Linked DNA regions of Homo sapiens: region 1 is linked to region 2. Evidence: chromatin contacts called from ENCODE Hi-C or POLR2A ChIA-PET data. All regions are on one chromosome and are shown on one strand. Each heading gives the region's core, a stretch centred on a gene start or an enhancer-like site at or near the end of the contact. The rest is flanking DNA. Distances are from core to core; before and after follow the strand shown. Region 1 holds the start of LINC02038 (long intergenic non-protein coding RNA 2038). Region 2 has its middle 100 kb from the start of LINC02038.

Region 1 (7,200 bases), core at 4,493-6,992, 99 kb before region 2:
GTAGCTGTGGTCTAAACGAGGACGCACACATAAGGTGAAGACCCCATGAGATGGAATACACGGGGATAACAAGCCTCACAGTGGACTGGTCGCTTTACCAGGGGTGAGGCGATTCTGCCTATAAGGTAGGGAAGGACTTTCTGAAAGGGTGACACTGAGTTCCACCTTGAAAAATGCCTGAGAATTCACCCATAGACACAGTGGAAGAGGGGTGTTCCGAGGAAGGGAGATCAATGTGCAGAGAGACAGAAATCCCGGTTCGCTTATTCCCAACAAGGCAGAGAACAAACCTCTCCCAGTGATGCCCTCCCTTGTTCCCGTCCCCAATCTTTTGATAATAGTGGGAAGGGTTTCAAAGTGAGGGTTAAAAATGGGCTGGTTTTGCCACCCCTTAGTAAGTCTTGGGCAGGATTCTCAACTCTTGACACTCATTAAAATCACCTGGGAAGCTTTTGCAAAACTCCAGCATGGTACAACTACTTTAGAAACTGGTGTTATCCATTAAAACTAAACATTTGCTTATCTTAGCAATTCCACTCCTAGGTTTATAGAGTAAACAGAAACACATACGTGCCTGTGTCAAAAAACATGTATAGGCATGTTCAAGACCACACTGTTTGGCCAAGTGCCCTAGTTCATGCCTGTAATCCCAGCATCTTGGGAGGCCAAGGCGGGAGTATTGCTTGAGGCCAGGAGTTTGAGACCAGCCTGGGCATCATAGTGAGACTCCCATCTTGACACACACACAGTTTTTTTTTTTAATTAGCTGGGTGTGGTGGCGTGCACCTGTAGTCCTAGCTACTTGGGAGGCTGAGGTGATAGGATCCCTTGAGCCCAGAAGTTCAAGGCTGAAATGAGCTATGATTGTGTCACAGCACTCCAGTATGGGCAACAGAGAGATCCTATGTCCAAAACAAAAACAAAAACAAAACAAAAATACACACATTATTTGTAAGATGTAAAAAAAGGGAACAATCCATGTGTATCAATAGAATAGTTATATGCTGTGTATGCGTAATTAGTGTCTTAACCTGTTCAGGCTGCTGAATACCTCAACTGGGTAATTTACAAACAACAGAATTTATGGCTCATGGTTCTAGAGGCTAGGTAGTCTAAGATGCAAACGTCAACAGATTTGATGTCTGGTAAGGCCCTGTTCATCATAGATGGCACCCTTTTGCTGTGTCCTCACATGGCAAAAGGGACAAACAGGATTTTTTCAAGCCTCTTTTATGAGGGTACTAATTCCATTTATGGGGGGAGAGCCTTTGTAACCCATTCACTTCCTAAAGCCCCCACCACTTAATACTATTGGAGATTAGATTTCAATATATGAAATTTGGGTGGGACACAAACATTCATACCATAGCGGGCAGACAATGTAATACTATACAGCAATGAAAAGAAATGAACAACAGCGACCCAGAACAACATGAATGAACTTTTTTTTTTTTTTTGACAGAGTCTTGCTCTATTGCCCAGGCTGGAATGCAGTGACACAATCTTGGCCCAACCTCCACCTCTTGGGTTCAAGCAATTCTCCTGCCTCCGCCTTCCGAGTAGCTGGGATTACAGGCACACGCCACCATGCCCAGCCAATTTTTGTATTTCTAGTAGAGATGGGGTTTTGCCACGTTGATCAGGCTGGTCTTGAACTCCTGACCTCGGGTGATCCGCCTGCCTCAGCCTCCCAAAGTGCTGGGATTGCAGGCATGAGCCACTGCGCCAGGCCCATGAATGAATCTTAAAAATAAAATAGTGAATCAAGGAAGTCAGACACAAAGAGTACATACTCTACGGCTGCATTTCTATAAATATCAAAAAGAGGCAAAACAAATGTGTGGTGTTAGAAATCAGGAGAGTGTTACTATCCTGGGGAGGAAGGAGAAGACCTGAAGGAACTTGAGGGGGGCTTTGGCCTGCTGGTAGAGCTTTTTTTTTTTTTGTCTCGATCTAGGTGGTAGTTACATACGGATATTCACGTTGTAAAAGTTTGCCAAGGCTTTAATGTAATTATCTGATGCATATTATAATTAAAATGGAAAGTTTGTTTTAAAAGTACCAGTGCTTGGTCTCCACCCCTATGGACTCTGGTTTTATTGCTCTGGGAAGGAGCTCAGCCCTCTTAGTGGTGTAAAAATTTTCCAGGTGATTCTGATATGCAGTCAGGCTTGAGAAACACATGCTGTGCTTGATTAGTGGCCTCTCTCTTTGGACTTGGAGAATGCTGGCCTGTTGTTTTCACCTATTGGCCAGTCCCACTCAGCCTTTGGTTATGAATTAGATTAGAAACGTAGGAGAGAAGGGCCAGGTGCGGTGGCTCCCGCCTGTAATCCCAGCACTTTGGGAGACTGAGGTGGGAGGACTGCCTAAGCTCAGGAGGTTGAGACCAGCTTGGGCAACATGATGAGACCCTGTCCCTATAAAACAATTCAAAATTTAGCTGGGTATGATGGTGTGTGCCTGTGATCCCAGCTACTCTGGAGGCTGAGGCAAGAGGATTGCTTGAGTCCCGGAGGTTGAGGCTGCAGTGAGCTATGATCATGCCACTGCTCTCCAGCCTGAGTGACAGAGCAAGACCCTGTCTCAAAAAAAAAAAAAAAAAGAAAAGAAAAAAAGAAAAAAGAAACTTAGGAGAAAGGGCAGGGCTTGAGTCATCAGCATATAGACAGTCACTGTCTGAAGGTGATGGAGTTGGGGGATATTGGTTAGAGATTGGTTGGAGATGGATCCCAGAGTTTAGGGTGATATGAAAAGAAGTGAACTAGGAGAGAACTATAGACTTAGAGAAAATGGGGAAACCAAGAAACAGAAGCACTGGATGAGGCTTCTTGGCAGATACAATAAGGTGAATGTGTGAGGCATGGGGAGAGTAGGAAGTCACGGTAATTGAATGGATCCAGAGGTTCAAAAGCTGGCAAAGCAGTGGCATCACAGCTTGCCTTGCTCTCAGTATGGCCTGCTCTCAAGGCTACCCAAGCAAAATGACTGATGTTGACGTAACTGCATGTGCTTTTTCATTATCCTTCCTGGGCCAGCACCACATTTGACCCTTTTCCTAACCACCTTATTGGCTTACCAAGTCAGTGGCTGTGTTCTGAATGTGAGCTCCAAGGCTGCCACCAGTGACTGGGCTTGGTAAATGGTTCCCTTTATAGGACTCTGGGTGGAAAATTGGAGTTGTGGTTAGATTAGAATCATTTCCAACTGTGCTCTGTGGAAGTCCTGGAGACCACTGTTAGGTGGCCAGGACAGGTTGGAGGAGAAGGGAGAAGACAACTGCCACCCCACTCCTCTGAATTTAACCAGAATGGAACTTTTCTGTTTTACACACTGGATTCTGCAGCTAGGAAAACCTGAAACTATGTGTTTAATTATCACCAGGGTCCCTTCTAGTGCTAAGAATCTGAACTTCCCCTCGCTCCTCAGTTGGGCAACAAGTGAGTTAAGACTCCTGGCCCCACCTTGAACACTGCTGTCTTCCCAGGGTTCTTCCTTTTCACCTTCCAAAAGCTACCTCTCTTCCATCTTCTCCCCTCACCACCTCAGCTTTAGAAGGAAACATGTTCGCCGGTGCCTGAGAGGCTGTCTGAGGAAACCTGCTCTCAGAGCACAGGGAAGCCGCGTCAGCATGCTGCCCTGTGCACAGCTTCCTGGAAGGGGTCTGCTTACTTTTACTATTGCACTGAACAAATGGAAAAGAATTTGGGACCATTGCAAAGACCTACAGCCAGGGCAGCAAGGATGGTGGTGGGAGCCCAGCTGAGGCTGGGGCTAAGATTAAAAACTGGGCTACTCTTTACTATATAAAAGGAAGCAAAGCCAGGACTTAGCAGAGTGCCTCAAAGTATCACCAAACTGAGGGAACAGAAAAGATTTTCAGCTACTCTCAGTAAAGGGTGTTGCTATTTCAACTTCCAAAAGCAAAATGAAGCTGTAGCCTGCAAAGGAATGAAGTCATCTGTTCACAGACCCACAGGTGGAAAACTTTCTAAATAACATCGCTCAGCTTCCCACATTTGAGAACACAAACATTGAAGCCCAAGAGAAGTGACTTGCCCAAGGTTACAGAGACAGAGGCAGAATGTGTGGTTGGGGGAAGGAGCACTGTCTATAGGGTCAGACAAGCCTAAGACAGATCAGAACTCTGTGTGACCATAAGCAAATTCAGTAACTGTATTAGTCTGTTCTCACACTGCTAATAAAGACATACCCAAGACTGAGTATGTTATACAGGAAAGAGGTTTAATTGACTTACAGCTCAGCATGGCTGGGGAAGCCTCAGGAAACTTACAATCATGGCAGAAGGGAAAGCAAACACATCCTTCACATGGTGGCAGGAAGGAGAAATGCCTACCAAAAGGGGAAAAGCCCCTTATAACACCATCAGATCTCATGAGAACTCATTCAGTATCACGAGAACAGCATGGAGGTAACCACGCCCATGAATAAATTACCGCCTACTGGGTCCCTCCCACCACGTGTGGGGATTATGGGAACCATAATTCAAGATGAGATTTGGGTGGGGACACAGCCAAACCATATCAGTAACCTTTCATTTTCTCATCTGTAAAATGGGGGTAATAATAGCTACCTAGCAATGTTACCATGAAGACTAAATGAGAAAATATTTGTGAAATGCCTGACACAAAATAGTGTTCACTAACTAGTAGGCATTATTAGAATAAGGTATAAATTCCCATTGTGTACATTGTGTACATATGGTCCCTTTGAATGACAAGGAGAAACTCACAATGACAGGGCTGTGTTGGGCACTGCCTGGATCTCCCTGGGTGTTTAGTGGAAATACTACCCTTGGGGGTGAGATTTTTCTGCAGCTATCTTCATGGTTCAGGAGAGAGAGAGTCCTTCTTGTCCTTCATGAAGTTTTATGGTGACTTCTGTGCCAATTCAAGAGGAGCTTCTGAATCCGTTTGGACAAAGACAACACATGAACCACTGTGGGGCCTCAATTCCCTGCTGAAAGACTGTGTTCGTTCATTCAGCAAATACACATCTGAGCACCTACTCCATGTCAGACACTATTCTAGGTGCTGGGGATACAGCAGTGAACAAATAAAATCCTGTCCTCATGGAGCTTACATTCCAGCAGACCCTAACAATTCACAGGAAAGTGGTGACAGGGCTGATGTCAGGCTCTGAGGCCCTTCTGTTCAGAAGGCTCTTCCCTTACATTGCCCCAGCCCCTTTCTCTTTTTCCTTCCCACAGCCTCGGCTCTGTTCCCTCCTCCATTCTTATAATTCTCCTTTTATAAGCCACTCTCCATTTAACTGGTGGATTTAAAGCAAATAGCAATTGTGTTAAGAAGCAGGAAATATGATACTTTACACAATGATGGAGAAATCAGAAAAATTAAGGCTTGTATAAATCTCTTCTCTAAATTGTGCCCATAGGCCAATTAATTAAGCTGCTTTTGCCTTGTGTCTGTTGCAGCTGATACATTTCTTTCTGAAAATGGCTGGCCTGCATTAGAAGGGCCCTCCCCACTCCCAGAGCTCAGGTTTGGGTGTGTCTTTTAGAGTAAACATAGCACCCCTGACCCCACCTCCTTTATCACTTGGCTCTGGCTGTGAAAAGAAAGAGAAAAAAAGTAGGTTTGTTTAGTGTGAACTCTTTTTCTGAAGCCAACAGGGAGAACAAGATTTGAAACAAGAGGAGACTGAGTTGGGTTCAATGGTTAACCAGTCAGATTAATGAATGCTAGAAGGAGGAAATAGCCAGTAAGTAAAGAGGCAAGAAAAAATGTCTCCCCGTGGTTCAAAAGCCAACTAAAGTTTACCAAGAGCTGTGACCTGTGGTTAAAATGTCCTCAGAGGCCAGCTCTCATCTGATTTCAACCTGAAGCCCCATTTCCTATCAAGAGAGCCATTTGGCTCCTCTCTTAAGCTCAGCAGCCCTGAGGTGTGGTAGCCTCACGCTGACCCATACAGAATGCAACAGAACTGTCCCTGCTGCAGAAGTCTCAGGGTTCTGCCCCAACTGCATAGACTTCTTTCATGGAACCGGCTCCTCTATCCCCACAAGGCTTCTCCCCAGCACAGCTTCTACCTAGAATCAGACGGAGAGCTTTAGACCAGGTAAGAACTCTGGGCCAATGTAAATCAGGAGCGCCAGGCTGTCCCAGCCTCTGCCCTGACTTGCTCTATGAGTTTGGCAAATTCCTTAATCTGCCCATGCCTCTCTTTCTGTGTTGTTAACATGATGATGTTGGCCTAGAGCAGGGGCTGGCAAACTTTTTATGTAAAGAGACAAATATAATATTTTAGGCTTGTAGACCACATGGTCAGTATCTCTCTCAACTATCCAAAGCCACCACTGTAGCATGAAAGCAGCCACAGATGGGTTGTAAATGGAGGGGCGTGGTTGTATTCCAATAAAACTTTATTTACAAAGACAAGTGGTGAACAAGATTGGCCAGTGGACTGTATTTTGCCAACTCCTGGACTAAATCTCTAAGGATCTTTGCAACACTGAAATACCGTACTACCTGGATTGTTTTACAGAGAGAAAACGGAGGCGTGGTGACACCAAGTGACATGCTCCAAGCCGCTGAACATGTTGGTGGCAGAGCTAGAACTCGACACCAAGTCTCCTGGCTTTAGTCCACTGTGGCTCTCAATCCTCGCACACGCAGAGCACAGACCGTTTTTGGTACACGAGGCTTACCCTGGGAACTGCCCTCCCTCTGTGGCTTGGCGAGGGGGGTCGGGGGAAAGGGTAGGGAGGATGTGAGGGGTGGGGAGCAGTGCTCTCTCTGCCTGTTTCAGGAAGGCTCTCTGGTTTGGTGAGAGCCCACACTTTGTTAAGTGAGATAAGGGACACTACAAGAAAAGGAGGGGGTGGGTGGGCAGAGGACATCACGCTGCTTATTTTGAACCTGGGAAAACTGTGCCTTAGGAGAGGGAAGTCCTGCATATTTCATGCTGTGACTTCTTGCTTCCAAACTGCGTATGCTGGCCTCCTTTTCACCCAGATGGTGCTGCAGGGAACAAGGCCCCACCAGTGTGTGCTCTTCCTGTGTGTCCAAATTTCCACCAAAGAGGGCTCCTCCCAGGAGATTGGCTGCCGAACCTGTTCTTCCACGGCAGAAGCGGCGCAGCTAGCCCAGCACGACTCTGCTTATTGTTACGCTTCTGCCACATGTGTGTAAATTTGTAAGGAACTTGCCGCTCCTGGCT
Region 2 (7,616 bases), core at 148-2,647:
GTCCAGGCTGGTCTTGAACTTCTGAGTTCAAGCAATCCTCCCGCCTTTGCCTTCCAAAGTGTTGGGATTACAGGTGTGAGCCACTGCGCCCAGCTTATGTAGATGAATACCTGTAAGCACATAGAAAATTACCCGGCAATACATGTTTGGTAAATAAAAGTGAATGATGGCGAGGCACAGTGGCTCATACCTGTAATCCCAGCACTTTGGGAGGCTGAGGTGGGTAGATCACTTGAGGCCAGGAGTTTGAGATCACCCTGGCCAGCATGGTGAAACCCCATCTCTACTAAAAATACAAAAATTAACCAGGCATGGTGGCACACACCTGTAGTCCCAGCTACTCGAGAGGCTGAGGCAAGAGAATCACTTGAACCCAGGAGGCAGAGGTTGCAGTGGGCCGAAATCATGCCACTGCGCTTTAGCCTGGGTGACAGAGCAAGACGCTATCTCAGAAAAGTGAATGAGGCTTCTGGGTGGAGCCTAAGACAGACAGCACCAAAGTAGGAAATTCTTGCTTAAGAGCACAAAAAATGGAGGCCGCGTTTCCCCTCATGAGGGAAAGTGAGTGGCAATGTTGCCTGAAGCCAGCCTTCCAACAGGGCAAATGCTGCTGGTCTGGTTGGGAAGCCAGCTGCCCTTTATCTCCCTCTGGCCAGTATCTGAAATCAGCTGTGAGAGAGAAATGCAGAACACTAGGAGATAGGAGCAGGCCGCTTTCCTCTTCCATCGGCTCTTCCGGGGCACCAGTCACTGCTTATTAAGCAGTTTATGTCATTAAGCATCTCCCTGGGGGAGCTGGAGAGCCACAGCACAGTGTAGATAATGAAGATCTATTGCATAAGCAGAAAAAGTTCAATGGAAAATGCCTCCTTCTGCGCTCCCTGGCTGCCCTCACTTGAGCCCTGTCTCCTTTTTATTAGCAGCGTGAGAGGATTCAACATTGTTTTTATTTTCTCACTCCTTGTGGGGAAAGACATTGATCCAGGCTTAAGAAGTCTTTCTGCGTCTGTTTCTTTAAACTAAGAATTGGGTTTCACTCTGGGCTAACTGTTCCTTTAGGTACAAGCTGAATGGCTCCCATTGCCAAGGTGAGCCCCAGACACATTTCTGACACAGCTCACTTCCTTTTTAGGGCCCCTAAAGTCAAGGTTAGTGCCTGCTCTCAAGCCCCTCAGGCCAAGGAGACCTGCCCTCAGAAATAAGATGTCTTGAATGGGAACAAAGAGCTCTATCATGCCCTTGGTTTCTTCATGTTTAAAATGCAGAGCAAAGGAGTACATGAGGTCAAGAGCCTTCTAGTCTGAACCTTCTGTGGAGTGGAAGGACACTAATGGGCCAGACAGCTTCTAGATGCAAGGCGGGCTCAGGCCTGGGTGAGGTCAGGACGGGAGACACGGAGAGGAACAAGTTACCTAGCCTCAGCCAGCAGAGTCCCGGGCCAGCCTCACAGCGACGGGAGGTGATTTTGTCACGTTCACTGACCTCTGACTCTTTCCTCAAGGAAGGGTTTGTGTCATGAGTGAACAGAGACAGGTGAAAAGCCCCCTCTAATTTCTAGCACACAGTCCTGCAAGCCTCTGCAGGAAGGAGTTGGGAGCTCTGCGTTTCCCTCTCGTTGGCCTCCTGCCTGCCTGTCTGCCCTGGACCTTGCTTACCAGCTTATCCAAGCTGCATGGAGGTTCAGGGGTGCCATCTGGGTCTCCTCAGCCCAAATATGGGACTTTCAAAATCTCCCCCCAACACAAACACACCCTGCTGTGTTGATTCCGTTCCCGTACTCTCCACTCCATCTCTTCCCATCCACCTTCATATTTGCTCTTAGAACCAGAGCCTGTGACCACGTGAGATACTGTATTGCAGTCACCTGGAGTTTGCTTTACAGGAAAAGTAAACGCCCCCTCCCCTTTTCCTCCTAGTCTCTTTGGTTTAGAAGGATGATGTCATCTGAATAACAGCCTGAAGTAAATGATTAGGAAAAGTGCCCTTCTCTTGAACCCTGTGGACACCATCTAGCTCTGAGACAGAGATTCAGTTAGAAATGCTGCAGCTGGAAAACAATTCACACACCATGCCCATGAAGTGTGTGAAGCTCTGGAAGAAAAGACACGAAGAGGATATTTACGATTGGGGAAGGAAGCATAGCGTGGTACACCTGAATCAGGAGGACTGTGAAGGGCGGCAGTGAGGAGTGAAACCAGAGCCTGAAATTGCCACACTTCCTCCGTGTCTGACTCGGTGCTTCTCAAACTGAGCATTTTCAACATCTTTGACAAAACAATTCAGCCACGGAGGGGAGTCTTGCGCATTGTAGGATGTTTAAGCCAGAATTCCTGGCCTCCACCCACTACATGCCAGAAGTAACTTACCCCAACCAAGATGAGATTAGCCACTGGCATGAAGGAAATAAAATATTAGAACTTCTATGTATTTTTATTTGATTACAAAACATAGAATTTAAGTTTTATTAACATTGATGATGCCCAGACATAATCCAAGACATGTCAGTGAGATGTCTATAACTTAGACAGGTAGACGGAGAAACCCTCATCTGCTCTATCATTCTGAGCTTATTACAGGGCATTGTAGTTCATATTTGTCCAATTAGGTTGGATTCAGTAATTATTTTAAATGGGAGATGGCAAGTAACTGTGAAGATTCTATAAGTCATCTCATGGCAAGGAACTTAGGTACACATTTTTCTCTTACAAAAAACCCCACAAATTATTATAACTTTGCTATTCGTTTGGTGATAGGTAGCTGCCAGTAGTATGCTACCTAGTAGATATTTTTAATATACCCATAATCCATCCTTTCAAAATAAAGGTGACATTTAACAATGAGTGAAAAAGTGACTACGTTTAGAAAGAAACTCGTGCTATGGTATTTCTGGCAAATGACCAGAGAGCCTGAAAAGCCCTCCTGAGATAAAGCATACAGATATTCTGGATAAAATATTACAGGAATACTTTTAGATTCAGAGCTGAGCTGACCTGGAAGTAAGGGAAGTCACCAGGTGCCAAACTGAAGAGGGAGTTCGTGCTGAACCAAAGCTATCCTGAGAGCATCTGCCAATCGCTGAAACAAGCTGGAGTTTTAATGGCCTTGCAGGGAACAGAAGACTAGATATTCAGCCTGAATAAGCTGGAAAATTGGAACTGAGACCCCTAATAAAGTAAGAAGCCTGAAAAGCTACAGTCTCAGTAAAAGGATTTACTGTCCACTGGTAAAGGAAGGTGAAAATGAAACTTATCTGCACAAGGAATTAAATTCACACATTTTTTGTTGACTGGAAACCCCCAGCGGAAGAGTTAACTTAAAAATGGTCTCGTGTTATACCATTACAGGGCCACCTGGCAGAGAAGCAAATGCGTATTCTCTCTGTAAGGATGCACTCAAAACCCAGACCTCATGGGTTCCCACGAATAAACCCAGCTGAACAGTCAAAACCCAGCTCACAGTCAAAATTTTTAAACACATGAAAAACCCAGCCACCACCAATAAGAATCAGAAGAAACAAAAAAAAAGCAGAATTAAATTCCCAGCGACTTCATATATATGAACTATGGAACACAGAATTAAAAATAATTATGTTTTAAGGAAGTAAAAAGAAATGTTTTCAGAAATAAAAGAGGGAATCAAAATACATGAGCAAGGAATAAAATAATCTCAAAAGGGCCCAGGCATTTGTAGAAAACAACCAGAAAGAATTTTAAACATGAGAAATCATAGTTATTATAATTAAAAACTAAGCAGATGAGGAAAAACCTAAATGAAACATGAAGTTAGGCACAGTTGAAGAAAGAATTTGTGAACTCAAAGATAGATCTAATACACACACACACACACACACACACACACACACACACTTTTTTTTTTTTAAGAGATGAGGTCTCGCTAAGTTGCCCAGGCTTAAGTGCAGTGGCTATTCACAGACATGATTATAACACACTACAGCCTCAAACTTCTGAGCTCAAGTAATCCTCCTGTCTCAGCCTCTCAAATATCTGGGGCTAAAGGTGTGTGCCACTGTGCCCAGCTGGTTTTGAAAAACACAGAAAAACAAAGTGCAAAAGAAAAATAATTGTCAATCAAGACTTATAAACCCAACTAAGATATCACTGAAGAAAAAGACTAAGATAAAGACATTTGCAGGCAAATAAAAACTGAGAAATTTTGCCATCAACAGATTCTTACTAAAGGAATTTCTAAAAAGAAGTACTTCAGAGGAAGAAAACAAAATTGCCGGAAAGTTCTGAGCTGCAGGAAAGAATGATTTTTACTTAGAATAAGAATTTTCCATTGCTTCCTAATTATTAGGTTTATATATAAATTTGTGTTACTTTAACCATTTAAATGCAGTGTTAAGATTTGAAAATAAATGTTAGAAGTTAAGGGTCTTTTGGTTTTTTTTTTTTTTTTTGACATTTATCCATTAAAGTCCTATTAAAATTTAGGCCTTTAAAAAAGGAAGGAAGAAAAGAAGCAAAAATAGACCCCAAAAAAATGCATGAGGATATCATTACAAAACAAATGTTTGTTTTAAATAAAAGGCATATAGATTAGGAAGGAAGAAATAAAACTGTCTTCATTTACAAATTACATGATTGTCCATGTAGAAAATCTAAGAGAACTGACAAAACAAACAATACACCTCCTAGAACTAATAAGTAGTTATAGTGAAGTTGCAGGATACAAGATTAATATATAAAGGTGAATCATGGCTGGGCACGGTGGCTCACACCTGTAATCCCAGCACTTTGGGAGGCCGAGGCAAGCGGATCACCTGAGGTCAGGAGTTCGAGACCAGCCTGGCCAACATGGTGAAACCCCATCTCTACTAAAAATACAAAAATTAGCTGGGTGTGGTGGCGGGCGCCTGTAATCCTAGTTACTTGGGAGGCTGAGGCAGGAGAATGGCTTGAACCCAGGAGGCAGAGGTTGCAGTGAGCCGAGATTGTGCCACTGCATTGCAGCCTAGGTGACAAGAGCGAGACTGTCTCACAAAAAAACAAAAACAAAACAAACAAACAAAAAAAAGTGAATTACATTCCTATATACCAACAATAAACAATTGGAACTTGAAGTTAAAAATAAAATACATTTATACAATATTAGCACACCTCAAAATGAAATACTTAGGTATAAATCTAACAACATGTATAAAGATATACAGAAGGAAAACTACGAAACTCCAACTAAATAAATAGAGAGATATTTTACATTCACGGATAGGTGGACTCGATATTGTAAGATGTCAGTTCTTCCCAACAATATCGAAGGAAAACAAAGTCAGAGGACTGACTGCCCAGTTTCAAGGCTCAGCATAAAGCTACAGTAATAGAGACAGTGTGGCATTGGCAAAAGAATAGAAGAATAGACAAATAGATCAATGAAACAGAATAGACAGCCCAGAAATAGATCTTCACGGATCACTTGAGCCCCAGAGATCCGGGCTGTAGTGCACTATGCCAATTGGGTGTCCACACTAAGTTCAGCATCAATATGGTGACCTCCAGGTTGCCTAAGGAGGGGTGAACTGGCTGAAGTCAGAAAACACAAGTCAAAACTCCTGTGCTGATGAGTAGTGGAATCGCACCTGTGAAGAGCCACTACGCTCCAGTCTGGCTGGAGCCTGTCTTCTTAAAAAAAAAAAAAAAAAAGGAATAGACCCTCATAAATATTGTCAACTCATCTTTTGACAAAGGACCAACGGCAATACAAAGAAAATACAGTCTTTTCAACAAATCGTGCTGGAACAATTGGACATCCACATGTTAAAAAAAATGATTCTAGGCACACTCTTTACATCCTTCACAAAAAATTAACACAAAATAGATTACAGACCTAAATGTAAAATGCAAAACTATAAAACTCCTGGAAGATAACATAGGAGAAAATCTAGATGGTCCTGAGTTTAGTGATAACTTTTTAGACACCAAAGGCACAACCCATGAAAGAAAGAATTGAAAAGGTGGACTTCGTTCGATTAGAAATTTCTGCTTTGTAAAAGACATCAAGAAAATGAGGGGGAAAAATCCACAGACAGAGAAAACAATATTTACAAAAGACACATCTGATAGAGGACTGTTTTCCAAAACATACAAATAACCTTTAAAGCTCAACAATAAGAAAACAGCCCAATTAAAGAATGGGCAAACGACCTGAATGGACACCTCACCAAAGAAGATATACAGATGGCAAATAAGCATATGAAAAGATGTTCAATATCATGCATCATTAGAGAATTGCAAATTTTAAAAAAGGGACACCACCACCCACCTATAAGAACGACAACCATTAGAAACACCGACACCAGGAAACCGTGGTGAGGCTGTGGAGCAACAAGAACTGTCCCTAATTACTGGCAATAATATGAAACGGTACAGCCACTTTGTAAGACAATACGGCACTTTTTTACACAGCTAAATATAATTTTACCCTACCATCCAGGAATAGCATTTCTTGAATTCAAATGAGTTGAAAACTTATGTTCACACAAAAACCTGCACATGAATGTTTAGAGCAACCTTATTCATAATTGCCAAAACTTGGAAGCAACCAGGATGTCCCTCGATAGGTGAATGGACAAATAAACGGTGGTATATCAAGACAATGCAATGCTATTATTCAGTGATAAAAATAAGTGAGCTATTAAGTCACAAAAAGATATGATGGAACTTTTGATGAATATTGCTATTTGAATAAAGCCAGTCAGAAAAGGCTACATATTGTATGATCCCACCATATGACATTCTGGAAAAGGCAAAGCTATAGAGACAGTGAAAAGATCTGTGGTGGCCAAGGATTTGGAGGGGGCAAGGATGAATAAGCAGAGCACAGAGGATTGTTAGGGCAGCGAGACTATTCTGCACCAAACTGTAATGACGGATACAGTGTGCAGTTTTCAAACTCATAGCGCTGACAACATCAAGAGTGAGCTCTTTTTTTTTTATTATTATTATTATACTTTAAGTTTTAGGGTACATGTGCACAACGTGCAGATTTGTTACATGTGTATACATGTGCCATGTTGGTGTGCTGCGCCCATTAACTCGTCATTTAACATTAGGTATATCTCCTAATGCTCTCCCTCCCCCGACCCCACAACAGGCCCTGGTGTGTGATGTTCCCCTTCCTGTGTCCGTGTGTTCTCATTGTTCAATTCCCACCTATGAGTGAGAACAAGAGGTGTAAACTAGGGACTTTAGTTAATAATGATGTATCAATATAGTTCATCAGTTGTAACAAAATTTACCAAACTATGTAAGATGTTAATAAGACAGGGGAGATTGGAGTAGGGGTATATGAGAAATCTTTACTTTCTGTTCATTTTTTCTGTAAATTTAAAACGGTTCTAGAAAATAAATAATTAATAATAATTAGAAAAAAAAAAAAGCTTGGTCAGGCATGGTGGCTCACGCCTGTAATCCCAGCACTTTGGGAGGCCAAGGCAGGAGGATCACCTGGGGTCAGGAGTTCGAGACCAGCCTGGGCAATATGGTGAAACCCAGTCCCTACTAAAAATACAAAAATCAGCCAGGCATGATGACACGTGCCTGTAATCGCAACTACTTGAGAGGTTGAGGCAGAATTGCTTGAACCCGGGAGGTGGAGGT

What was found. A loop is a pair of places that touch in the nucleus more often than their neighbours do. ChIA-PET counts read pairs that join two places held with the same protein, here RNA polymerase II (POLR2A). Pooled maps may share reads with other maps.
Region 1: a loop to region 2 is called in a map with no recorded cell type, with 2.5 times the contacts of the local background. The contact joins the promoter of LINC02038 here to the enhancer-like site in region 2. A Hi-C loop is called at or near these places in 1 of 37 single-sample maps with no recorded cell type and 2 of 50 pooled maps. POLR2A ChIA-PET finds 5 or more read pairs at or near these places in 1 of 52 experiments (activated CD4-positive, alpha-beta T cell).

The regions. Positions count from the first base shown.
Region 1 is chr3:193,842,551-193,849,750 of GRCh38, reverse strand. It overlaps LINC02038 (long intergenic non-protein coding RNA 2038), which reads left to right and starts at 5,742. Exons shown (of 3, transcript NR_146718.1): 1 at 5,742-6,099; 2 at 6,526-6,673; 3 at 6,996-7,200. RefSeq lists a silencer at 7,048-7,200.
Region 2 is chr3:193,738,497-193,746,112 of GRCh38, reverse strand. It overlaps the pseudogene RN7SL447P. Among named protein-coding and RNA genes, the nearest start is that of LINC02038, 100 kb to the left of the region's middle. RefSeq lists enhancers at 3,184-3,233, 3,284-3,333, 3,354-3,403. Within about 2 kb of position 1,397, at least 8 of the 41 ENCODE cell types and tissues checked have a DNase peak (open chromatin) inside an H3K27ac peak, as active enhancers do.